Linked DNA regions of Mus musculus: region 2 is linked to region 1. The links are chromatin loops, found by intact Hi-C in ENCODE. Cell type or tissue: heart. All regions are shown on one strand. Each heading gives the region's core, and the rest is flanking DNA. Links, peaks and the distances in the headings are about the cores only. Region 1 has its middle 22 kb from the start of Vps4b. Region 2 has its middle 18 kb from the start of Gm41928.

The links. A loop is a pair of places that touch in the nucleus more often than their neighbours do. Peaks named below come from ENCODE experiments on the same cell type or tissue, not always from the same donor. Only the 100,000 strongest peaks of a DNase experiment are listed, where the experiment ranks them.
Region 2: a loop joins it to region 1, with 2.8 times the contacts of the local background. A loop is called at or near these places in 8 of 42 quality-filtered maps.

Annotation. Positions count from the first base shown.
Region 1 is chr1:106,812,335-106,824,357 of GRCm38, reverse strand. No RefSeq gene overlaps it. Among named protein-coding and RNA genes, the nearest start is that of Vps4b, 22 kb to the right of the region's middle. In heart, for the core only: a CTCF peak has its summit at 5,798 (motif pointing right); no DNase peak of the experiment used is centred there.
Region 2 is chr1:106,499,528-106,511,550 of GRCm38, reverse strand. No RefSeq gene overlaps it. Among named protein-coding and RNA genes, the nearest start is that of Gm41928, 18 kb to the left of the region's middle. In heart, for the core only: no CTCF peak of the experiment used is centred there; no DNase peak of the experiment used is centred there.

The DNA.
Region 1 (12,023 bases), core at 1,422-9,421:
GAGAAAGTACTCAAGGAGCTAAAGGGATCTGCAACCCTATAGGTGGAACAACATTATGAACTAACCAGTACCCCTGAGCTCTTGACTCTAGCTGCATATGTATCAAAAGATGGCCTAGTCGGCCATCACTGCAAAGAGAGGCCCATTGGACTTGCAAACTTTATATGCCCCAGTACAGGGGAACGCCAGGGCCAAAAAGGGGGAGTGGGTGGGTAGGGGATTGGGGCGGGTGGGTATGGGGGACCTTTGGGATAGCATTGAAAATGTAAACGAGGAAAATACCTAATAATAAAAAATAAAAATAAAAAATAAAACTCATCACAATAATAGGTCATTAGCCACTTTTTCAAAGAGGGTGTGCATCCCGCACCATCACCCTCGATCACACGTCACAGCACTCATTATCAGAAATCACAGACTGCCATCTTCCAGATCCAAGCAGAAAGACTTCACAGCTTGTTTTTCACTGGTCTGGTTCTGGTCCTGCCTATCAGTCAGTTACTATTGTCGAGTATATCATCAATAGAGTACATAGTGAAGCTCCTTGAATTCACAGTTCCCTGCAGATAAATGAACTCTCAAATGCCCTTTCAGAAACATTAGGGCAGCAACTCTCACTGTACAGTTGAAGCCACAATCACATAATTTTTTTAAGGCTTATTTTTATTTTAAGTACATTGTAGCTCTCTTCAAACACACCAGAAAAGGGCATCAGATCTCATTACGGGTGATCGTGAGCCAACATGTGGTTGCTGGGATTTGAACTCAGGACCTTGGGAAGAGCAGTCAGTGCTCTTAACCGCTGAGTCATCTCTCCAGCACTCCATAATCACATTATTAATAGGCCACAGGTCTTCATTGATTTCAACATAGCTGTCTTAGTTAGGCTGCCCATTGCTGTGAACAGACACCATGACCAAGGCAACTCTTATAAAGGAAAACATTTCATTGGGGATAGCTTATAGGTTCAGAGGTTCAGTCCATTATCATCAAGGCAAAATCATGGGAGCATCCAGGCAGGCATGGCAGTGGAAAAGGAGCTAAGAGTTCTACATCTAGAAGACTGTCAGCTAGGAGGATCTCAAAGCCTACCCTGATAATGACACTACCTCCAACAAGACCATACCTCCCAACAGTGCCACTTCCTATGAGCCAAGCCTTTTCAAACCACTGTAGTCACTATTTTGAAATTTATTTTCACACATCCATAGTACTGATTTATATTTGCTTAGAATAGAAAATATGGTCTGGAGAGAGGACTTCAGGGCCAGGAGTGATTACTGCTCTCCTAGACAACCTCAGTTTGGTTACCAGCACCCACAGTAAGAAGCATCCAATCACCTGTAACTCCAGCTCCAAGGGATCTGACACAGTCTTCTGGCTGCCATGAACACCTACAGTGTACATACCTACACACAAACACAAACATATACACATAAATAAAAATAAATCTTTTTAAAAGGGAGTTCAAATCATTTTTTATTTATATGTATTTTAATATGGGGGTAAGAAAATATGTCTTCTCATTTAGTTGATGAATAATCATAGGAATTTTAGTTTGCTATATATAATCATTTTTAAATATCATTGAAATATTCCATAATTTAGAATTTTTACATTACCAAAAGGTGTTTTTTCCTAATAAATACCAGTGAGGGTTTGCACCTCTTTTTCTAGGCTGTCGTTCCTCTTTACCCAGTCAAACCTAGCCCCATAAATATCTAAGAAGTTCATTGATTTCCTCACCAGACAAGACATTTGGCTGCGTAATGCAAATGGAATTGGACAGGTTCTCTGCCCAGGGACTGGGCATAGTTCCAAGTAGAGTTTGTTTCCAAAATGGCAACCCTAACAGGCCCCTACATGAGCATCTCAGTAGGCCAGTCTCCAAGAATGAATGCCTCTCTGTTACACAGCGCCCACACTCTATCTTTGGTAAATCTTGAGAGACTCATACTTTGGGGAAAAAAAGGGGAAGAATTATGGGACACTTAAAAATAGTTGATATTTCAGGTCCTTGGCCACTCTAAGTTACTGAATCCTAACCCTGAGGAATAAATTGTGAATACTTGAATCTGTCATCATGGCATGGGCCTTACCTCAGGGATACATTTTATGTTGCAATAAGAGAGAAAAAGCACATAAGCACACATTTTTAGAGATCCATTTACATCTCACAGAACTAAAGCAGAACAACGTAATTCCCAGGAGACTCTTTTAAACTTCCTCTCGGTGATGGCTCCCTAGCTGTTTATTGCCAATGAGTGACATAATTGCTATCTCATTCTGACAGCACTTTCAGAGAAATTACTCAGGTTGGCCCAACAGACAATCAAGACTGGGAACTGGGGGAGAGTGAAGTTCCTGTAAGGTACTGTGTGTTTTTATTGTATTGTCGAGTGTCTAGGCATTTATTCAAAGTTGAAAGAACATTTACTACTCAATAATGAAAGCAAATAATTGTAACCACGCAGGTTTTCAACCTCAATTCCCTTAATTGAATACATGGGAAAAAAAAGAATAGAAATCATTTTAGGCTTGCAATACAAACCATCCACAGGACAGAAGGTAAGTCTTGTTTTGCCCTGAATCCTCCATCTCCCAGCTGGGTTCAGCTCCTGTGCCTTCCAGTTCTGCCTCCCAAGCATTCTAGATGCAATACCCTGGCCCTGACCGTTCCTCTCCCCCATGCTCCCGTCTTCATTCTGAGCAGCTCTAGCTCTCTGTGAACACTCAGAATGGACTGTCTGTATGTGTGTGTAAAACAATAATTGAGGAAGAGGTCATGAACTTTAAAGGGGGTGGGGAATAGAAGAGAGAAGGGAGGTGTGGAAATTATATAAATATGGCATTCTTGTATGAAATTCTAAAAAAATAAATAAAATAAAAGTTACCCTCGTAAGTGTGGAGCGATGGTAACCTGGCATGAAAGTCTATGATGAAATTTGGTAGAGTAGCTTTACTGGCTATTGGCATTCTGTGGCTTGCTTGAAAAGGCACCTACAAACTCCCTAATGTATAATTCCTTTAACTCCTTGCCTATCTCACCTAATTTATAGTTCTTTTAGCACTCATCAGTCCAGTCATAAACCAAGAAAGCAGATGGTTGCAGTTTATCATAGGAGAGTAGTAGGACCAGAAGATGCATGCATTTGTGTAAGCACATGGAAGGAGCAGGCCTGCGGGACAGGAGGAAGGGTGAGAACGTGGAAGAGGCAGGCTGGGAAGGAAAATAGCCAAATCCTTCCCATCCAGAATGAACAGTGAGTAGCTCAGCAGTTCTCAACCTTGCTCATGCTGTGACCTGTAATATAGTTCCTCATATTGTGGTAACCCCCAACCATAAAATTATTTTTGTAGCTACTTCATAACTGCAATTCTGCTACTGTTATGAATTCTAATGTAAATATCTGATATGCGGATATTACTACCCACAGGTTGAGGACTGCTGAAGTAAGTGATGGCTGGAATTTAATTACCCACAGGCAGAAACAGAGCATGTCATTTGGACACATGAAAGTTCTATGGCAACTGGTCAAATGTGATGAAAGACACTCAGAGAAGAGGAGAGGTAGAGAGAAGGAAGCCACACAACTCAGGCGACCCTGAGAAGACTAGGAAAAGCCAAAAGCAATTACCTAAAAGCTTTACTTTGAAGGTGGCAAGGCTGAAGAGATGGCTCAACATTTAAGAGTGTGTGCTTCTCTAACAGAAGACCCAAGTTTCAGCATCTCCATGGGTTGAGGGATGTCATGAAGGGAGGAGTAGGGTAGGGGAAGGGAGAGTGTGAGCAGTTTACCTATAACACCAGCTCAACTCCAGAAGGAGCCTCGGGTCTCTGTGCCCACACATTATAAGTCAAATAAGTCTTCGGAAGTGGTACGATATTCATTCTATGTGGATGGCATACTGTTAAAAAAGAAGCCCTTTTACAGGTGGATGCGTGCAACTACTTTTCCAAATATGACAAGAGCATATTGAACAACCATAGCTGGAAGTCTCCTGCATGTGTAACTTCCAACTTAGTTAAAGTCTACGTCCGGGTTAGTAGACAAAAATAATTCCTACAGTTTCTTTTAATTAGACTCAACAAAAGGCCTTGAGAGAAAAAGATCTTCAAGATCAATAAGAAACATAACTAGCTTCATTATATTTATTTTAATCCACTATATACTTTATTTCATTTATGCAAAGGCTGTGGCTGCTGGCTGCAACCATGGGGAGGCTTTGGAAAGAGAAATGTAGGCCCATCCAGCAGACAGGTACCTGATTCCCAAAGCCATGGTTTTACTCGTGATCACATGCTTCAGTTTCCACAAATGCAATGACTGGCCCAGAACGTGAATGTCTGGGATGTAGCTCAGCAACAGAGCTCCTCTGCAGAATGCAGGAGGCACTGTGTAGTAGTCCAAGCATCATAAAAACAAGAGAAAACAGAAGCTTGACTGCTTAAGACTCTGAGTAGGTAACGTCACACACCTTCCAGATCCATGATTGAACTCTCGCTCCACCAACAATGATACATCAAACTTTAGGTTCTCGGAAGCCAGTGTATCAATGGATGGTGGGCCATTTCTAGCTTGACTTTGGACCAATGTGAAATGTGGATGGTAAGTTGTAAACCTATGAATGGGGTATGCCTTGCACCCTGCCCTTGCTATGCTAAGTTCTACACTGTCCAATATGGTGGCTGCTAGCCCCAGGGACTACTGACCACCTGGATGTGGCTAGTCTTCACTGAGATGGGCCATGTGGAGAAGTCTCTACAGCCTAAGAGTGTAAATAACTTCTCTCTTCTTATTGTGACACAATGTTGGGACGATAATGCTCTGGTAACATTAGGTGAAATTGGGTGAATATCATTGGAATTAGTTTGTCTCACTTGGTTTGTTCTTTTGGCAGTGCTGGGATGCAACCAAGAGCCTTACAAATGCTCTGCAAAAGTCCTACCTCTGAGCTACACTACCAGCTGCTTGGTTTTACTTTTTAAAAATATGTGGTCTTTCCAGGCATGGTGGCTCATGCCTTTAATCCCAGCACTCGGGAGGCAGAGACAGGCGGATTTCTGAGTTCGAGGCCAGCCTGGTCTACAAAGTGAGTTCCAGGACAGCCAGGGCTGTACAGAAAAACCCTGTCTCGAAAAATCAAAAAAAAAAATAAATAAATAATAAAAAATATGTGGCCTTTAGAAAATTTTTAGTTTTAAATTATGCTCATTGTTCATGCTTTTGTCTATGGAACAATGTTGCTCAGTTTCTAATACCACCCAAAGTGCTATGGGCAAGACTTCCCAGCTTGTTTTCCACCTTGAATTTCTGCCCTGCTATTACTAACTCTGACAATTTTTTTATTTTTCTTTCCCTTTTGGTTTTTTGAGATAGTGTTCCTCTGTGTGGCTCTGGGTGTCCTAGACCTTATTTTGCAGATCAGGCTGGACTCAAACTTGGAGATCCACCTGCCTCTACATGCTAAATGATGGCGTTAAAGGCATATTCCACTATACCTCGACAATTTTCAAGGAACCACAACTTAATAGAAAGTTGTAGTTTTGGGGCTGGTGAGATGGCTCAGCGGTTAAGAGCACTGACTGCTCTTCCAAAGGTCCTGAGTTCAAATCCCAGCAACCACATGGTGGCTCACAACCATCCATAACAAAAATCTGATGCCCTCTTCTGGAGTATCTGAAGACAGCTAGAGTGTATACACATATAATAAATAAATAATCTTTAAAAAAAAAAAAGAAAGAAAGAAAATAAAGTTGTAGTTTCTAAATGTCGCCAGTAGATGTCACGAGTACCACACTTGTCTGAAACTGAAAGCAGCCAATTGGCACTGTTTGGACTATGAATTCTGTTTTGAACCAATTTGAGATTGTTCATTGACAGATAAGTGAGCGAAACTGAGAAAATGAAGGTAGTTCGTGGTGAATGAGAGAATGCATTTCTCTAAAGCTTATAGATGAACCCAATGTTGGGAAACTTTTCATAAGCTTGTAAGTCATGAGAGTGAAAATCAATATTTAAGAGATTTTACTTTTTTCTGTAATATTTTTTGAACAATAATTTTTAAAAATAATTTGGGCGCCTCCTTCTGATCTGCAGACACTAATGAATAAAATTACAAATTTTCCTGTTGCTATTATTTATAAAGGAGCTTCACCCTGTCATTTGTATAAAATATTTATAACAAGGGAAGACTTGGTAGTCAATATTTAATGCCCTAATATAGTTAATGGTCTCAATAGCAGTTACTGTTATGAAGTTAATTGTTCCCAGATTCTGGTTCTTTTGGGAACCGTCTTGAAATATTTAGGTCATAGATTTGTTTCCTTTGATAACTTGTTATTACTTAGAGTTCTTGCCCTGCTGTTCTTATAACAAACTGGGGGGACTTGGCACAGAGACTCCCTCATGGGGTATGGTGGTGAGAGAGTCAGATATATCAGGGGTTGTGGGTGGGCATCGGGATAGAGAAGAGGTTATGTGCCCTCAGAGAGTGTTTGGCCAAGTTGATGTCTTGACAGCAGACTTCCACCCTCCAGGGCTCTAAGAGAATGTCTCTTCCGTTTGCAGCAGTCCTGGGATACTGAACTGTTTGTCCCCTTGACTAAGGAAGGGAAGTTTAGAAAAGCAGAAATCAAGCATTCATGACACTTCTCTTTTAAGCATTAGTGCACTTGACCAAGTATCTATCTATCTATCTATCTATCTATCCATCTATCTATCAGTTCTTTTGAGTCTGCAGAGATGGCTCAGTGATTAAGAGCACCGGCTGCTCTTCCAGATAACCAGAGTTTAATTCTCAGCACCCACATATGGCTCACAGTCTTTAAGTCCAGCTTCAGGGATCTGCCACAGTCCTCGGCCATCTGTAGGCACTGCTTGCTTGTAATGCAGACATAACATGGAAGCAGAACACACACACACACACACAAAAGGAAAATAAAAGTTATTTTAAGTTATTTTCAACCAATCACAGACCTATTTCAAAATAACAGCGTTAGGAAACTTACAAAGCCACTACAACTTCATTTATCTCCACATGCACAAGTGAGTTCTTCTAGGATCGATAAAGCAACAGAGATGAGTACGGCCCCACCCTCTATGCCAGATGCAAGTCTGCATGGAGCGGACGGAGAGATGGGTCTCACACTCATGACAAGCTGCTCCCAGTGGCTTCTTGTACTCCTGCCTGCTGCGCACAGCAGCTTCTGCTATTGTGGAGGAAAACAGACCGAGCACGGACCTCTATTCTCACACTCACTGTCCAGCGCACCACTCTGGCTTTTCTTCTCCCTGTGAACCTTAGCAAGGGTGTTCCCAGCAGAGATGAACTTCTGAACTGAGTGAAGGGGGACAAAACAAAAGCAACACTAACATCCTTGAAAGGTCTTCAGGGAGAATCTGCACACGCCCTGCACCTGCACTCCGCGAGCTGAGTCCCTGAGCCCCAGGGCTCATGAGAGCCTCTGAAACTACAGATGCATCCCATCCCACCACACCCGGCTGTTGTTTAGCCTCTCGTGTCTATGTTTTCCTTACCACGCTACCTATCTCTAAAATGGCTTGGTATTTTAAATCGGTCCCTCAAAGCCAAACGTAATTACGGTACTCGAGACCATTGTGCATGGTGGAGATGTGTTTTGGCGTTTATGCTTGACTCCTGGGGAACAGAATAGGAATGAAAGTCTTGGTGATTTCGAAGTGAGACCCAAGGACAGTCTCACTTCAGTGCTTTCAAATTTACTCTTATCTTAAAACAAGATCAGTGATTCCTGCTTTATAAGGTTGCTGCAAAGATGAGAGGCAGTTGGTTGGGTTTGTGGCTGTAATGGATGCTCAGTGAATGGGGGTGGGGACGTTCCACCATTACTTTTACCTCTTTGAAACACTTAATAGCAAGAAATAGCATTTTGTTCCTAACAGAAAAATGAAAACAACTTTACAGCTATGGGCCTAGGGCAGTGATTCTCAACCTTCCTAATGTTGTGACCCTTTAATACCGTCCCTCTGGTTGTGGGGACCCCCACCCATCATATCATTTCATTAGTGCTTCGTAACTGTAATGTTCCTACTGCTACGGATCGTCATGTAAAATTCTGATATGCATGCTGCCTGCTATGAGAACCCCTGGGGGGTCGGGACCCACAGGCTGAGAACCAGCACATCAGTGTGTCTACCACAGCATAGAACCTTCTCTGATAGAGACTGTTGAGCATAAAAGTTTAGGGAGACTTACTCCTGGCCTCTGTTGGAAGAGCTTTGTACTGGCTAGTTTTGTGTCAACTTGACCCATCTGGAGTTATCACAGAGAAAGGAGCTTCAGTTGAGGAAATGCCTCCATGAGATACAACTGTAAGGCATTTTCTCAATTAGTGATCAAGGGGGAAAGGCCCCTGTGGGTGGGACCATCTCTGGGCTGGTAGTCTTGGGTCTATAAGAGAGCAGGCTGAGCAAGCCAGGGGAAGCAAGCCAGTAATGAACATCCCTCCATGGCCTCTGCATCAGCTCCTGCTTCCTGACCTGCTTGAGTTCCAGTCCTGACTTCCTTGGTGATGAACAGCAGTATGGAAGTGTAAGCCGAATAAACCCTTTCCTCCCCAACTTGCTTCTTGGTCATGATGTTTGTGCAGGAATAGAAACCCTGACTAAGACAAGCTTTATTTTACTCAGGTACATGGAACGATGCCTTTGTGGTGTATTGCAGTTAGACCTTGCAGTTATTTCCGACATGTAACACCCATGGGTCCCACGGGTCTTTAGGTCAGTTCCCACAGGCTCTGAGCTAGAGCTATGCTGCTGACTGAATGGGGCTTCTTCAGCTCAGGACTTTCTTCTGTCATAGTTTAGGTTCCTCTTTGTCATCGTGATCCCTGCAGAGCAGGGTCTTAATGCTCTGGGCTTCTGCATTTTTACCGCACTGTGGATTCTGTTGGATGTTTCCTCTTTCTTTTAGTAAAACAGAATAGCACGCATGTGTGTGCCATCTCTTGGTCTCCCAGTTAACAGCACAATTCTCTGAAAATTGTAAAGCTTCCATATTTTGCCAGCGGGGTTTGCTTCTGGGGCTGACTTCTAGCTAAGTGATTTACCCCTCATCAAGCACAGTTCACTCGCTGGTTTGGGAACTAGAATTTCCTGTTGACACTTGCAAGTGGGTGAACCTTTCTAAGAATCTTGTCTTATCACTTTCCCTAAAACCTCCATATCCACGCACTAGTCCTGTTCTCAGAGTTCGTAACCCATTCCTATTGAAAGAAGCCAGCATTGTGCAATAGTGTGTGACAAGAGTGAGCAGTGGTCCAGTGACTCGTGCAGGGATGGGCTGGCTACTCAGAGGAACCAAATCCTGAGCTGCCTTCTCAACAGGAGGGAAGATTCTGCTCTTGCTGAGGCCAAAAGAAAACTGAGTTTTCACATTGCAGCTGAGTTTCGAGGTGGTGTGTCCTTCCAAGCAGACCCCTTCTAATGCTCTAAGAAAGGCTTTGAGCTGTCTAACTGAAGTCTGGATTCAAACCTAGAACTTGAGAATTCTAAGCCTAGAGATAGCCATGTCCTCCACTCCACAGTGAGCAGGCATAGCATATAAAATCACATCACCATTATTTCTAAGATGTAATTGTATTATAATGCCCATGGGTTACATGATCTGTGTACAATGCCCCTCTTTTTTGTTTGAGAAATTTAGAAGGAGCTTGGAGGGTTACATGGCTCTCACGTAATAATCAACCCAGTATACATCTCTTGATTGACATGTTGGCTGCTTGGATCAATTACATGATACTTTACACTCTGTGGTCTTTGAAGAGATCTGGCTTATGAATAAGCTAATGTCTCCATGCCCCTCCAAAGTATATCTCTTGACCTAGATCTGCCATTTTGGGAGCTCTTATGATATCCATTTTCTAGTGTTTCTTACTTGTTCCTGGCACAGAAAAACTGCTTTGTGCTGGGGTAGTTCTTCCCTTAGTAGGGATAGTATACTTTCTCCTTTAAGAGGCAACTTGAACCTTTTGCTTCTAAAAAGCCCCACCATTTAAAAGATAGGCCCACAAACATGAGAACTGAGCACTGCTGTGCTTTTATGCCTTTGTGAATAATGTGGCCTGGCTGTGTGTTTAATAACTATGGATGCCTTGTCAGAGTAATATATAGAAAAAGTTTGTGGTTAACTCTAGAAGCCTGTGTGTGTGTGTGTGTGTGTGTGTGTGTGTGTGTGTGTCTTTGTGTATGTCTGTGTGTGTCTGTGTGTCTGTGTGTGTCTGTGTGTGTATGTGTGTCTGTGTGTGTGTGTGTGTGTGTCTGTGTGTGTGTGTCTGTCTGTGTGTGTATGTCTCTGTGTGTGTGTGAGTGTCTGTGTGTGTGTGTCTGTGTGTGTGTCTGTGTGTGTGTGTGTGTCTGTGTGTGTTACATGTGAATGAACAGGAGCATGGGATCATGATATAGAGACCAGAAGTCAATACCAGGTGACTTCTCTATTGTTTTCCATGTTTCTGAGAGTCTTTCTCTGAACCTGAAGCTTGCCAACTCAGCAAGAGTAGCTGACCAGGAAACTCAAGGGACCCTCCTGTCTGCATCCTCAGCACACAGAACCACACCTAGAGTTTTATGTCACCATTAGGGATCTAAATTCAAGTAAGCACATTATTGGCCAAGCCATCTCCCTGGCCCCCATGTAATTTTATAGACCTAAGTTTCTCTTTATAAAACCTATTGTAATGTTGCTTTTCTGACTCCTATCTGCTGTCATTTACAGGTCACTGGATGAGTCTTCTGTGATACTCTTTGTGCTAATGCTTTCCTGCTCTAGCTTAGGTAAGCTGTAACATCAAAGAGTACCAGGAGCAGGAGTGATTTCTTTCCTATGAAAAAACACAGCCACCTTGCAACTCTCAAATATATCATTGCCCAGGAATTACCCTTGGGGATAGTTTGCTTGGCATTAGATAGCTTATTTTCCCAGGATGACCTTAGGATATAATTTGGTAATGAGATCATTTGGCAACTTGCACTCTAATACAGTGAAATTAAATAATTGAATTGGCGGTAGTTTTTTTTTTTTTTTTTAATTTTTAACTTACTCTTAGTTCTCCAACGTGGACTTTGGCCAAGATTATGAATAAACATTTGGGCTTTCAGAACTTCCATTTTGTCATTGCAATTTGAATAATAGGAAAAGAAGGCTCTCCTTGGTAGCACTGAGTGTCTTTATATGAACAAGTAAATTCCTTCATTGTATCCAGTTTCTGCAGCAGACACAGTTCAGGCCCAGCATTTTCTGTAATCACTGAGTCCAGGCATTTCTCACCACTTGTTTTTAACCCCTTAAAGCATCCACTGTATTTTCAGTCATTTGGGGACACAAAGGCTGCTTTCTGCTTGATCTTTTCTGCTGTAATGCAGATTTTCAGAACAACAAGTCCATGTTTGATTTCCCTGTGAATCTGTTGGATATCAAAGTCTGCAGTGCACCCATCAGCATCTCAACCAGCACTGGTTAGCTAACTATTTGAAAAATATCATTGGCTCAGCAGTAGCTGTGTTACCACCTCCAATGTGTGTTCTTGGAATCCTTTCCACACTGAGTATTCTCCTTGGCCTGGAATAGTTGCTCATAGGTTACATGGGTGTGAGCACTGTGCCTGCCTGAGATTGACCACTGGGACCCACAGTGGAAGTGGAAACCTGACTCCTACAAGAGCAGAAGCATGTACTTGCGCACACACACATACATATGCACACACACACAACATGCACACACACAGTATGCATGCATACACACAAAAATAAAATATATTTAATAGAATTCCATGCCATATGTTTTGATATAAATTTCAACCTAATACAGCTATCATAGGAACAGGAGTATTAAATGCCTTACTAAGTTAAAACCCTTTCCTTAAAGTACTCTAAAACATCAGCTTTAAACAATCTTAGGATTGTTGGTTTGGAATTTTCCATCAAAAATATGTCCAAACCTATTTGTTTTCTATGATTTTATTTTTGTTTTTAATCACGTATGTC
Region 2 (12,023 bases), core at 1,619-9,618, 310 kb after region 1:
TATATGGACAGCATATGTCTCCTTTAAAGTATCATGCTCCTATCTTAAGCAAACAAAAACATCCTGATATTCTTTTCTATTAAGGAAAAAACACATAAAAGAACTAAAAATAATCTTAGGACATTTCTTCTTTTCCTCTACTTCCCTTGATTATTTTGATTCCCCCTTCTAAGTAGGACTGAAACATCCACTCTTTGGTCTTCCTTCCTCTTGAGCTTCATGTCATCTGTGAACTGTATCTTGGGTATTACATGTTCTTTGCCTAATACCACTTATCAGTGAGTACATACCATATGTGTTCTTTTGTGACTGAGTTACCTCACTCAGGGTGATATTTTCTAGTTCCATCTATTGGCCTGTGAATTTCATGAAGTCATTGTTTTTAATAGTTGAGTTCATTGTTTAAGTGGACCACATTTTCTGTATCCATTCCCTTGAGGGATATGTGGATTCTTTCCAGCTTCTGGCTGCTATAAATATGGCTGTTATGAACATAGTGGAGCATGTGTCCTTATTACAAGTTGGAACATCTTCTGGGTATATGCCCAGTAGTGGTATAGCAGGGTCCTCAGGTAGTACTATGTCCAATTTTCTGAGGACCCCCCTAGACTGATTTCCAGAGTGGTTGTACCAGCTTACAATCCCACCAGCAATGGAGGAGTGTTCCTATTTCTCCACATCCTCGCCAGCATCTGCTGTCACCTGAGTTTTTTATCTTAGCCATTTTGGCTGGTGTAAGGTGGAATCTCAGGGTATTTTTGACTTGCATTTCCCTGATGACTAATGATGTTGAACGTTTCTTTAGGTGCTTCTCAGCCATTCAAATTTCCTCAGTTGAAAATAAGAGATATTAAGGAATAGTGATTGCTGCTTCCTATTATTTTTGTTGTTAGAGGTGGAATTATGTTTCTGTGGCTATCTTATGTTGGGTTTGTTGAAAGAAGATTACTTGCTTGCTTTTTCTAGGGTGTGTTTTCCCTCCCCCCCCCTTGTGCTGCAGTTTTCCATCGATTATCCTTTGTAGGGGTGGATTTGTGGAAAAGTATTATGTAAATTTTGTTTTGTCATGTAATATATTGGTTTCTCCATCTATGGTAATTGAGAGTTTTGCTGGGTATAGTAGCCTGGGCTGACATTTGTGTTCTCTTAGGGTCTGTATGACATCTGTCCAGGATCTTCTGGCTTTCATAGTCTCTGGTGAAAAGTCTGGTGTAATTCAGATAGGTCTACTTTTATATGTTGACCCTTTTCCCTTACTGCATTTAATATTCTTTCTTTGTTTTGTACAGTTGGTGTTTTGATTATTATGTGACAGGAAAAATTGCTTTTCTGATCCAATCTATTTGGATTTCTGTAGGCTTCTTGTATGTTCATGGGCATCTCTTTCTTTAGATTAGGGAAGTTTTCTTCTATAATTTTGTTGAAGATATTCACTGGCCCTTTTAAGTTGGGAATCTTCACTCTCTTCTATACCTATTATCCTTAGGTTTGGTCTTCTCACTGTGTCCTGGATTTCCTGTATGTTTTGGGTTAGGAGCTTTTTGCATTTTGCATTTTCTTTGACTTTTGTGTCAATGTTTTCTATGGCATCTTTTGCACCTGAGATTCTCTCTTCTATCTCTTGTTATCTATTGGTGATGCTTGCATCTATGACTCCTAATCTCTTTCCTAGGTTTTTTATCTCCAGGCTTGTCTCCTTTTGTGATTTCTTTATTGTTTCTCTTTCCACTTTTAGATGCTGGATGGTTTTATTCAATTCCTTCACCTGTTTGGTTGTGTTTTACTGCAATTCTTTAAGAGATTTTTGTGTTTTCTCGTTTCTATCTGTTTACCTGTGTTTTCCTGTATTTCTTTAAGGGAGTTATTTTTGTCCTTCTTAAAGTCCTCTATGACGATAGATCATGCGATGTGATTTTAAATCAGAGTCTTGCTTTTCCAGTGTGCTGGAGTATCCAGGGCTTGCTGTGGTGGGAGAACTGGGTTCTGATGAAATCTTGGTTTCTGTTGCTTATGTTCTTGCCCTTGCCTCTCACCATCTGGTTATCTCTGGTCTTGCTGTTATCTGTTATCATCTGTTAGCTGGTCTTGCTCTCTCTGACTGTGTCTTGTCCCTCCTGCAAGCCTGCGTGTCAGCACTACTGGGAGACCAGTTCTCTCAGGGAGGAATTTGGGTATGGAGAGCTGTGGCACAGGGTCAGCTCAGGGGTACAGATGGAAACTAGAAGGATCCTGTCCCAGACTGTTCCTTTTTTCCTGTGTCCTGAGGGCTCTGGGTGAGGGAAGCACCCACAGATGTCTCTGCTGCCATATTGCCCACACATGGTTTCCTGCTGCAGTCTCTTTCTCCTTCTCTTCTCAAATAACTATTCTTTCCACTTCCTGTTCTATTGCTTCTTTAGCCTTGTGGACACTTCTATAACTATCTTACATATCAAATCTTTTGTTCGTTTGTTTGCTTGTTTGTTTGTTTGTTTAAAATACTTAGCCGAGGGCTGGAAAGATTGTTAAGTGATCAAGAGCACTTTGTGCTTGTCTAAAAGATCTGCATTCAGTTCCCAGCACAAATATGAATTCAGATTTGTATGTTAAACCCCAGTAGCCCTAATGGGATGGAGTTGGGAGGTGGTTGATTATGCCATGAGAGGTAGAGAATGAGAGGTAGAGGCACAGGTGTACCTTAGTCTACTATGCTGGGAAGATTCTGTACCTGGTACCAATGGAAGGATGTAGCATAACTGAACACATCTATGGACTGTGATGTAATCACTTTGCATCTCTGTCACTTTCCTGTAGCACTTCCCATTTCTGCATTATTATAATAACTGTGACCAGTGATCTATTGTGCTATCATTATGCTATTATGCTATTGATCTATTATACCTATTGTTCCTGAGTTCAGTTCCCAGCACTCACATTGGGAAGCCCACAACTGCCTGTAATCACACTCTGATACTCCCTTTCCATAGGCATCCATATTCATCTCTATACACACACATTGGACTCCTGATGAAGACACCATCTCTGAGACATCCTCGACTCCTCAGCCCCTACCCTCCCATTTATCTCTTTTTCATGGGAATCAGGAACTGTAGATAAGAAAATACAAAGCATGTTGGGACAGAGACAGACATCTAGGAGATGCAGCCTCAAGCTGAAGCATGCTGAGAACAGAAATGGCACAATCACAAGTCAGGAATAAGGCAAGAAGGCTCCTCTCCAGAGGACTGAGGAGGACACAGCTCTGTTGCAGCTTGATTTCTAGCTTCTAGAATGACAAGGAGAGGGATGTCTGCTAGCGGAGTCATCCATTTTGTGGCACTTGACTGCACTAGTGCAAGCAAGCTGAGACTCTAGCCTCATGTCAGTTTCATTGTTTATAAAGGTCAGCTTGTAGTGCTGCCCAGAGATCTGAAGAGCAAACAGCACTGACAGATGTAAGCATCTCTTGTAGGGAGAGGCAAGCAGGATGCAGACTGTCTGTCATCCTCTTTTGATAAGGGAGTTGCTCCTCTACAACACTCTCATCCTGGCCACAGCCCCTGCTCCCTACATGTCCACCATGCACACATATGCCAGACACATCACATCACACACACAAACATACACACAGACACACAGAGACACACACACACACATTATACATATGTCAGACACATCACATATACACCATACACTTTATATACATATGCCAGCCACATCACACATACACACTACACACATTACAAACAAAGGCCAAGAGCATCAACACACCACAAACAGAGAACATACCATACTATACCATGCACCATACATATCATACATACCACATCACATATACATACTACACTATGCATACCATACCACAGACATCACATATGCACACATCACACCATACCATTCCATACCATGTACATGCTACATGTACATTACATACCCATACCTCAGATACATCAATCACACATACCAGACACACATTACACGTTACCCAGATATTCTGCATTTTACATATACACACATACCACCCAGTACATACACTACCCCATGCCATACCTACCATACCACACCATGTATGCCACACATCAAACACATCATACATAACGTGCACTCACAAACACACACACACACACACACACACACAGAAGTAGGCTCCAATCCATGTAAAATCCTCTACTATGTGGTAGCAAAATCTGATGTACTCTTGTCCTATAGTACTTCCGCTGTATGTAAAATGTGGAATCTGTGTTTGTGTGGAACATATGGGTGATGTGTGTCTAGTATGTGCGATTGATTCATCTGAGGAATGGGTGTGTAATGTACATACAGAGGCTGCTCATTTCTACCAGATGCCAACTATAAGTGGTTTGGGAAAGTATGACGGATTCAATTCTAGTGCAGGCCTGGGAGAAAAGGGACTATCTCCTAGTTTGCTCCTGCCCCACCCGAAAGCAATTATCCTTGTGACTTTACAAGTCTAAAACAGTGGGTACTCCATTTCCACATACCAACATATTTGCTCTGCTAGATACAAAATGGGCAGGATTTCTGGTCCTTTTCTGTTCTGAGAACAAAGGAACAAATGGACAGAATAGAGACAGGAATGAGAAGAAGGAGACAGCAAGTTCTCATGAAGCAGTTTGGTTTGGCTGTGTTTGCAACCATCTAGAATCCCTGAAGGAGCAGGGCTACAGCTTCTGCCCCCAGTGCAGCCTGCAGCTGCTGAGGGGACACAGACACAAGGATGTAACCATTTTCAGTGGCACCTGTTCTCTGGCTACCAACCTCTCAGAGCTGACCTTGAGGCAAGCATGGACAAAAGCCAGACCTGCAAATCTGGGCTGGGAGCTCCGGACAGCACAGCACGCTCCTTCAGTTTCTTACCGATCCACTTTACTGGGTAAGGGGAAACAGGGCTCCTGGACTGACCTCTCTCCCTGCTAGTCCTGAGTCATCTCATTAAGACACAGATGTTTCAAGCCATTGAAAGTGAATCTCCCCCAACATAGCCAGAACTATCAGGAGAGCAAGAATCCCTGGAAACCCTAAACACCAATTAGGCAAATCCTAAATTACAGAGTTCTCATCCCACAGAGAAATGCAGAGTACAATTTCACCTCCTCCAGAAAACTACAACATGGTTTCTGTCCACCATCTGCAAAATGCATTCTTCCACCTGGTAGGCATTTCCCTGAGAGCCTTTCTGGATGCATCAAAATGGAACAAAGACTGTCAGCTAAGCACTGTGCCTGATATCCAGTAAGGAGTTGGGGGTGGGGGGAGGGGGAGGAGAGGAGAGGGAGAGAAGAGAAGGAGGAGCAGAGAGCCAAGAAGAAAGAAGGCAGAGAACGTGTGTGTGTGTGTGTGTGTGTGTGTGTGTGTGTGTGTACATCTCTTTCATTTGTTGCGATCAACACCAAGTGTTCTTCATATGCCCTGGAGGAAGCACTTTAGCAAATACAGTATAAGATGGAACCTCTAGCTTCACTATTTCCAATCCAAGCGAGACAAAGAGTGAATGCCACGCCGCAGGAAACTTTCACCTGTGAAAATTCTGGAGGAGAGAGAGTGGTGAGAACTGAAGGGCTTCCTTGTGAATTTACCCTGAACTGGACCATACAGAGAGAACCATCAGGAAAGAAAGCAGCAAAGTCCAGGCCGGCTCCCATGCCAGGAAGCTCTCCTGGTCTCTGGAAGATCCCCTGCTCTCTAAACTTCCCCAAGTCCCTTAGGGATCTCTTCAAAGAACCCGAGTTCCCCTGGAGGTCCACAGGGTCCTTGACCACCAACCCAGGACACAATCCCTAGGACACAGCTAGACCTCAGGTTCCGAAAGGATGGCATGTGCCCGAGAATGATTCTTACTGGGCTGTCAGCTGGAGAAGTTCCTCCACAGCCTTTAGTGCTCCATCATCCCCTGTGTCCTTAAGAACTGTACAGTGGAGGGAGAAAGCTCGTGAGGTCTAGATAAAAGCTACAGGGAACTAAGGAATGCTGGGAGTGAAAGAAATGCTGGTCCTCAGGGAGCAACACAGTCATTCTTTATCCAATACAACACGGTCAGCCCTAAAAACATATGTAACTAACATTATACAGATTGGGAAGGTTGTATTTCTACATTTAGGAACACACACAGGCACACGCACACATGCACACGTATATGCACATGTGCATACACACAAACACACACACCAATAGTTAAAAAGGGGGGAGTCATGAATTTAGAGTTAGGAGTAAGAAAGGGAAGAGGAGAAATAATATCATTATATTAGAATAAAAAATATTTTAAAAAGAGAACTGTCCAGTGGGAACTCAGCACAGACGGGTTTAAAGGATTGTTGGCTGCAAGTCCACCCTGTCCTGTCTTTCAGTGGCCCTCTGGCCACTGTCTTTATTGGGTTGCTGGGTCCTGGCCTTTCTTATCCTCCTGGCCTGTGAAGACCTAACAGCAGAAGCCATGGGATCTGCAGTGGCCAGATCGGGGTTTTCCACTTCTTTCAGTGTGTCCATCATGAGCGATGCCCAGCCCAGGCAGAGGGCTTCTCAGAATGTCTCTTTTGTTCCAGGTGTCCACTTGCTAGAGACCAGCACTGACTTTCCAGTGTCAGGCACTGGCCTCTGTTATATTTCAAGGTTTCTAGACTTTCTGACTCTGGCCCAAGCTGGCTTTTATTGTCTCATTACCTGGCAGGGGGGTTCTTGAAGTAAATATGGGCTGGGCCAAGAGAACAGAAGCCCTAGGACTTAAAGAGGGTGAGGTGCAGGGGGAGAGGAAAAAAAGGTTATTGGGGATCAGTAAGAACAGATTGCGTACCTTGCAGAGCCTACATGGGAATGGGGAGCGGGTATGTGAGTCAACTCTGAGGGGCCGTGACAGGACAGAACATTAGGATCCCCTTAGCACAGGAAATTCTTCAATGAATCCTTAGTCAAACCAGGGGCCTGGATTTGTGTTTTGGAAAGGTGGTACCCAGCTTCAATATATTTTAGCTTTAGGGGCCTTCCTATGTTAATGAATCATCTTTTATAGCTCCTTTCTCATGTGTACCCACCCGCCACTACTCATATCCCATTTGCTATCTATTCAGGCACCTGGACATTCAGATTTGTAGTTCTGAAGGAGATGATGAGCTGTGCAGTGGAGAGGGCTGGGGTGCAGGGGAAACCCTGAACTACGAGTTTATAGAGGCCCTAAGATCTGAGGTAGTCAGTCTATCATTATTCCTAAGATAAAATATATTTTCTTATAAGTCATTTGAATTTTTAAAATCTCTATTTCACAGCACATCAGAAGCATATTTTTCTAAGCTTGTTCCAACAGGAGATGGTGTCTATAAATCATGTGATTAAGTTATTACAGGATAAATCAAGAGCATCTGTGTGAGCCTAAGGTCCTGACGCTGGTGATTTGCTATAGTGCTTAGTGCTATCTCGGTTTATGTGGTATCACAGAGCCAAGAGGCTGTCCACAAACTGTCACTACTTAGCCTGCAACCACCAAGACACAAGCTCTAGGATCTGGCTCCAAACCTGCTGTTCTCATACCATATACCCATGGATAAGACACATCTAATTCACACAGTAATGACATGATAAGGGATGAAAGATTCAAAACAAACAGTAAACATTATCTGTTCTTTTAGCCCTTACCTGCCAAAACATGACCGACACTGGACAAACTTTGCCACCGTCCCATATACTCATTGCCAGTTTTTTTTTTTTTTTTGCCTCTCCATTTATAAGAGAAGATGTAGTACAATAGATATGGACTTCCCAGTCATACTTAATTTTTTAATGTTTAAAAATATGCATTTTGTGTGCATTAGTATTCCCATGTATGTTCAAGGGTTATGATATACGGGTAGAAGTCATAAGATAATTTAAAGGAGTTGATTCTCTCCTTTGCCTGTGTGGGGCCTTGGATCAAACTTGGGCCATCAGGTTTTGGCACCGAGCAACTTAACCACAGAGCCATCTGCCAGCTTGCACTTGTACTCTCTCTAGCTTGACTCTAGACGATTCCTAAGCCTGCGAAACTCTTTGGATGATGCTGATTCCCACTAATTTGTAACTAACACATTTGAAGCCATTTAGGTTTTGGTACTTGGCTGTGAATTACTCTAAGACTAAGTAATTATGGGAAGTGAATTAAGCCAGGGGTGTTAGTTGTGCCAGTTTCCAGAATATTCTAAGCAATTATTAGTAGGTGATGAATAAGTGACGTCAAGGGCAACAGAAAGCACTCTCCGAGCTACCTTAGACCTACTTTTGTGTCATATGGGACACACATGAGTCAGCCTTCTCCTACGATTAGTAGTTATAAAATGATCTCATTTAATTTACTAAATGCCAACCTTAAATCATACTGTAATGCTCACCACGGTGCCGGAATCATAGTTATGATTCCAGCCACTGGTCAAACCCCGTGCTTCCTGAGACCCTTCAGAACGAGGTGTTTGCTGATTGCATTAGCCATGATTTATGAAGACTAAATCTATGACTTAGAACCTGCTAATTAGAGGTGCTTTGACCTACAGAAGCACTTCTTCAATGTACAGAAAAGGAGCCACTACAAGTGTCTGTCAATTTCTTTTTCTTTCTTCTTTTTCTTTCTTTTCTTTTAAATTGAATATTTTCTTTATTTACATTTCAAATGTTTTCTCCTTTCCAGGTCTCCCCTTCAGAAACCCTCTATCCCATTCCCCCTCCCCCTGCCTTTATGAGGGTGCTCCCCCACCCATCCACTCCCATCTTCCCACCCTGGCATTCCTCTACACTGGGGCATCGAACACCTTCAGGCCCAAGGGCCTCTCCTCCCACTGAGGTCCAACAGTGTCTATCAATTCCAAATTCCCTTGCATGTTAAGATAAAATCCAGCTTGCTGAAGTGCTTTTAAAAAGAATTTTTAAAAACATTTATTTTATGTGTATGAGTGTTTGCCTGCATGTATGTCTGTGCATCATGTGTATGCCTGGTGCCCAAAGAGGCCAGAAGAGGGCACAAAACAATTGGGAGCTTCCACATGGGTGCTGGGAGTCAAACGTGGGTCATTTGGAAGAACACCCATGCTCTTAATCACTGAGCCATCTCTCCAGCCCCAAACTCGATTATGTATGAATATTTTGTGTGCATGAACATCTGCACATCAGAAGAGGGCCTCATACAGTTGTGGTCCACCATATAGGTGCTGAGAATGGAAATCGGGACCTCTGGAAGAGCAGCCAGAGCTCCTACACACTGGACCATCAGTGCAGCATTGAAGTGCCTTTCAAGATAATACAATCACTTCCCAATGGAAGCATGCTAATAGGTATGGCAAATAAGGTGTTTACAGAACATGCAAGAGGTACAACCACAGAAATGTATCAAGACAGAGAACCAATGTGACAGAAAAGGGGAAGGAAGCTCAAATTCCTGTGTTAAATCATGCAACAACAACAACAACAAAATGCTTGAAGAGAGAAAGAAGCACCTAAACCAATGAACTGCTGGGAACAGGCTACTCACCCAGCAGCACACGGCCATTAGCAGCTGTTGGATGCCACCAGACTTGGATGTGGACTTTTGTTTCTGTGCGGGGATCACCTCAGCCACTCATCCTGACCTGCACACTTGGTTTCATACTGGATCCTCCCTGGTGAACGAGCTCAGCCTCTGAGCCAGTGTGACTCTGTCCTTGTCTTTTGGTCTGCATCATGTTCTGGGCACATCAAGAACTGGGGTCTCCTGACTCATTGGTTTGCAGTCTCCCACTTCCTGGCTTCCTAGGTCTAACTAAGGAGTTAAAATGGATGGAACCACTGTGGCTCTGATCAAAGCAGAACACTTTGAAAAGTCCCTTTGTTTATACAGCAGTGGATCTGGTTGGAAGCATACAGTGCGTAATAGAGAGAGTCTGGGGTTTACTTGAGGGGGGTTCTAAGACATTACAAGATGATCAGTACACACCAGACACACATCTGCAGTATCCTACACTCTAAGTGACTCACTGGGCATGAGTTAGTATTTGTCTTAAAGTATTGCTTACTGTTAATAAATTTAATTAATAATATTACTATGAAAAAAGTTTAATTGATAAGTAATGCTATTTATTACTTGTATCTTTATTAGACTTAGAACTATTTTTCTTTCCTTTAGAGTAAATCTCATCACTAGAGCAATAGTCCAACACATTTTGAAGGACCTGCATTGCAGCAATTCATAGGTGGTTTAATAGCTCTATTCAAAGCCAATGGCTCAGTGTCAACTTGTGGAGACATTTGTCTTTGGCCCTGGTCAGTTTAAATTTTTTGACATCAGTGACTTGGAATAAGGCCTAGAATCTATATGGATCAATAAATAATAGAAAGGGAGAGTCAAATCAGAATAAGCAAACCAATGACATCATTCTTCCTCCTTTATTTGAGTCATGAATACCATGCATTCATTCATGGTGCTTTGTAACATTTCTGGCTTTGTGTTGTCATTTTAAGACAGAGTTTCATACATCTGAGGCTGGCCTTGGACTTGCTATATGGCTAAAAATGACCTTGAGCTTCTGATTCCCTGCCTCCCTCCTGAGTCCTGGAATTATAGACTTTATGCACTACCATTCCCAGTTCCTGGGCTACGGATCAAACCCAGGGCCTCACCTATGCTCGGGAAGTGATCTGCCAACTAAGCTATGCTCCCAGCCCACATTTATGTCTTTAAAAATTAATATTGAAGGAATATACAGGGAAGAACAGATTTGGTAATGGATTGACAATCACAATCCAAACCATCATAGCAATGAGAGTATAATCCACAGTCATAGTAATAGAGGCTTACTGCTAGGCCACACCTGGAATATACATTCACACCTAGATATTACATGTTAAAAGAGACATTTAAGCTTGGCGTGGCGGCGCACACCTTTAATTCCAGTACTCAGGAGGCAGAGGCAGGCGGATTTCTGAGTTCGAGGCCAGCCTGGTCTACAAACTGAGTTCTAGGCCAGTCTGGTCTACAAACTGAGTTCCAGGACAGCCAGGGCTATACAGAGAAACCCTGTCTCAAAAAGCAACAACAAAGAAACCAACAAAACAACAACAACAACAACGAGACATTTAAGATAAATTATGTGTACAAAGGATTGGAAGAATAAGCAAGCTAGAAAAAAAGCTAGAATTCCAGGAGAGTGTATTGATTTATTTTCAACAACAAAAAGATTATTTCCCCATGTACATTGTATAAGATTTCTGGCTTACATATTTAAAGTCTTGTTGGTAGCCCCAAGCCCAACAGTCAAACTTCCTTTCAGCATAAATATAGTTTCCTTTCTTTCTTTCTTTCTCTCTCTCTCTTTTTCTTTCTCTCAACACAGCATTTCACTGTGTAGCCCTAACTGCCCTGGAACTTCTTCTGTAGACCGGAACTCAAACTCACAGATATACTCTTGCCTCTGCTGCCCAAGGGCTAGGATTATGGGTGTGTACCACCACTGCCTGTCTGACAGTTTTTCTTTTTCTTTTTCTTTCTCCTTTTGATATGATGTAATTATGGACTGTGGTGTCCTCATGTGTGCATGGCACCATGGGTAATGTTCAAAGTGACCCTGAATTCTCAAGTAACAGGGCCGAAGGAGGAACGGCATCAAAAGATATGAAGCTTTCTTCTTTAGGTTGCTGAAGCCCTTAACTACTGGGCATCCGGAACCCTTGGGGTGATTCTTGGGGTCACAGCTGACCTGGAGCTCCCCTCTATGTGGCTTTTGCCCTAAGTTCTGAGTGCAGCTGAGTTGTCATTAGTTACTTTCTCACTGCTGTGACAAAGCACTGGCAAAAGTACTTAGGAAGAGAGAGTTTATTTTGGCTCCTGGCTCCAGGGTCATGGTAGGAAGGTCATGGTTGGCAGGAACTTGAACCCTAGTCACACTGTATTCACAGCCATGAAGCACAGACAGGATGCCCTTACACTACTTTTGCTTCTTTCTCAGTCTAGGACAGCATCCCATGGGTGGGTCTTCCTACCTCAACTAGCCCAATTCATACAGTCCTTCATAGGTGTGCCTAGAGTCTTGTCTCTTAGA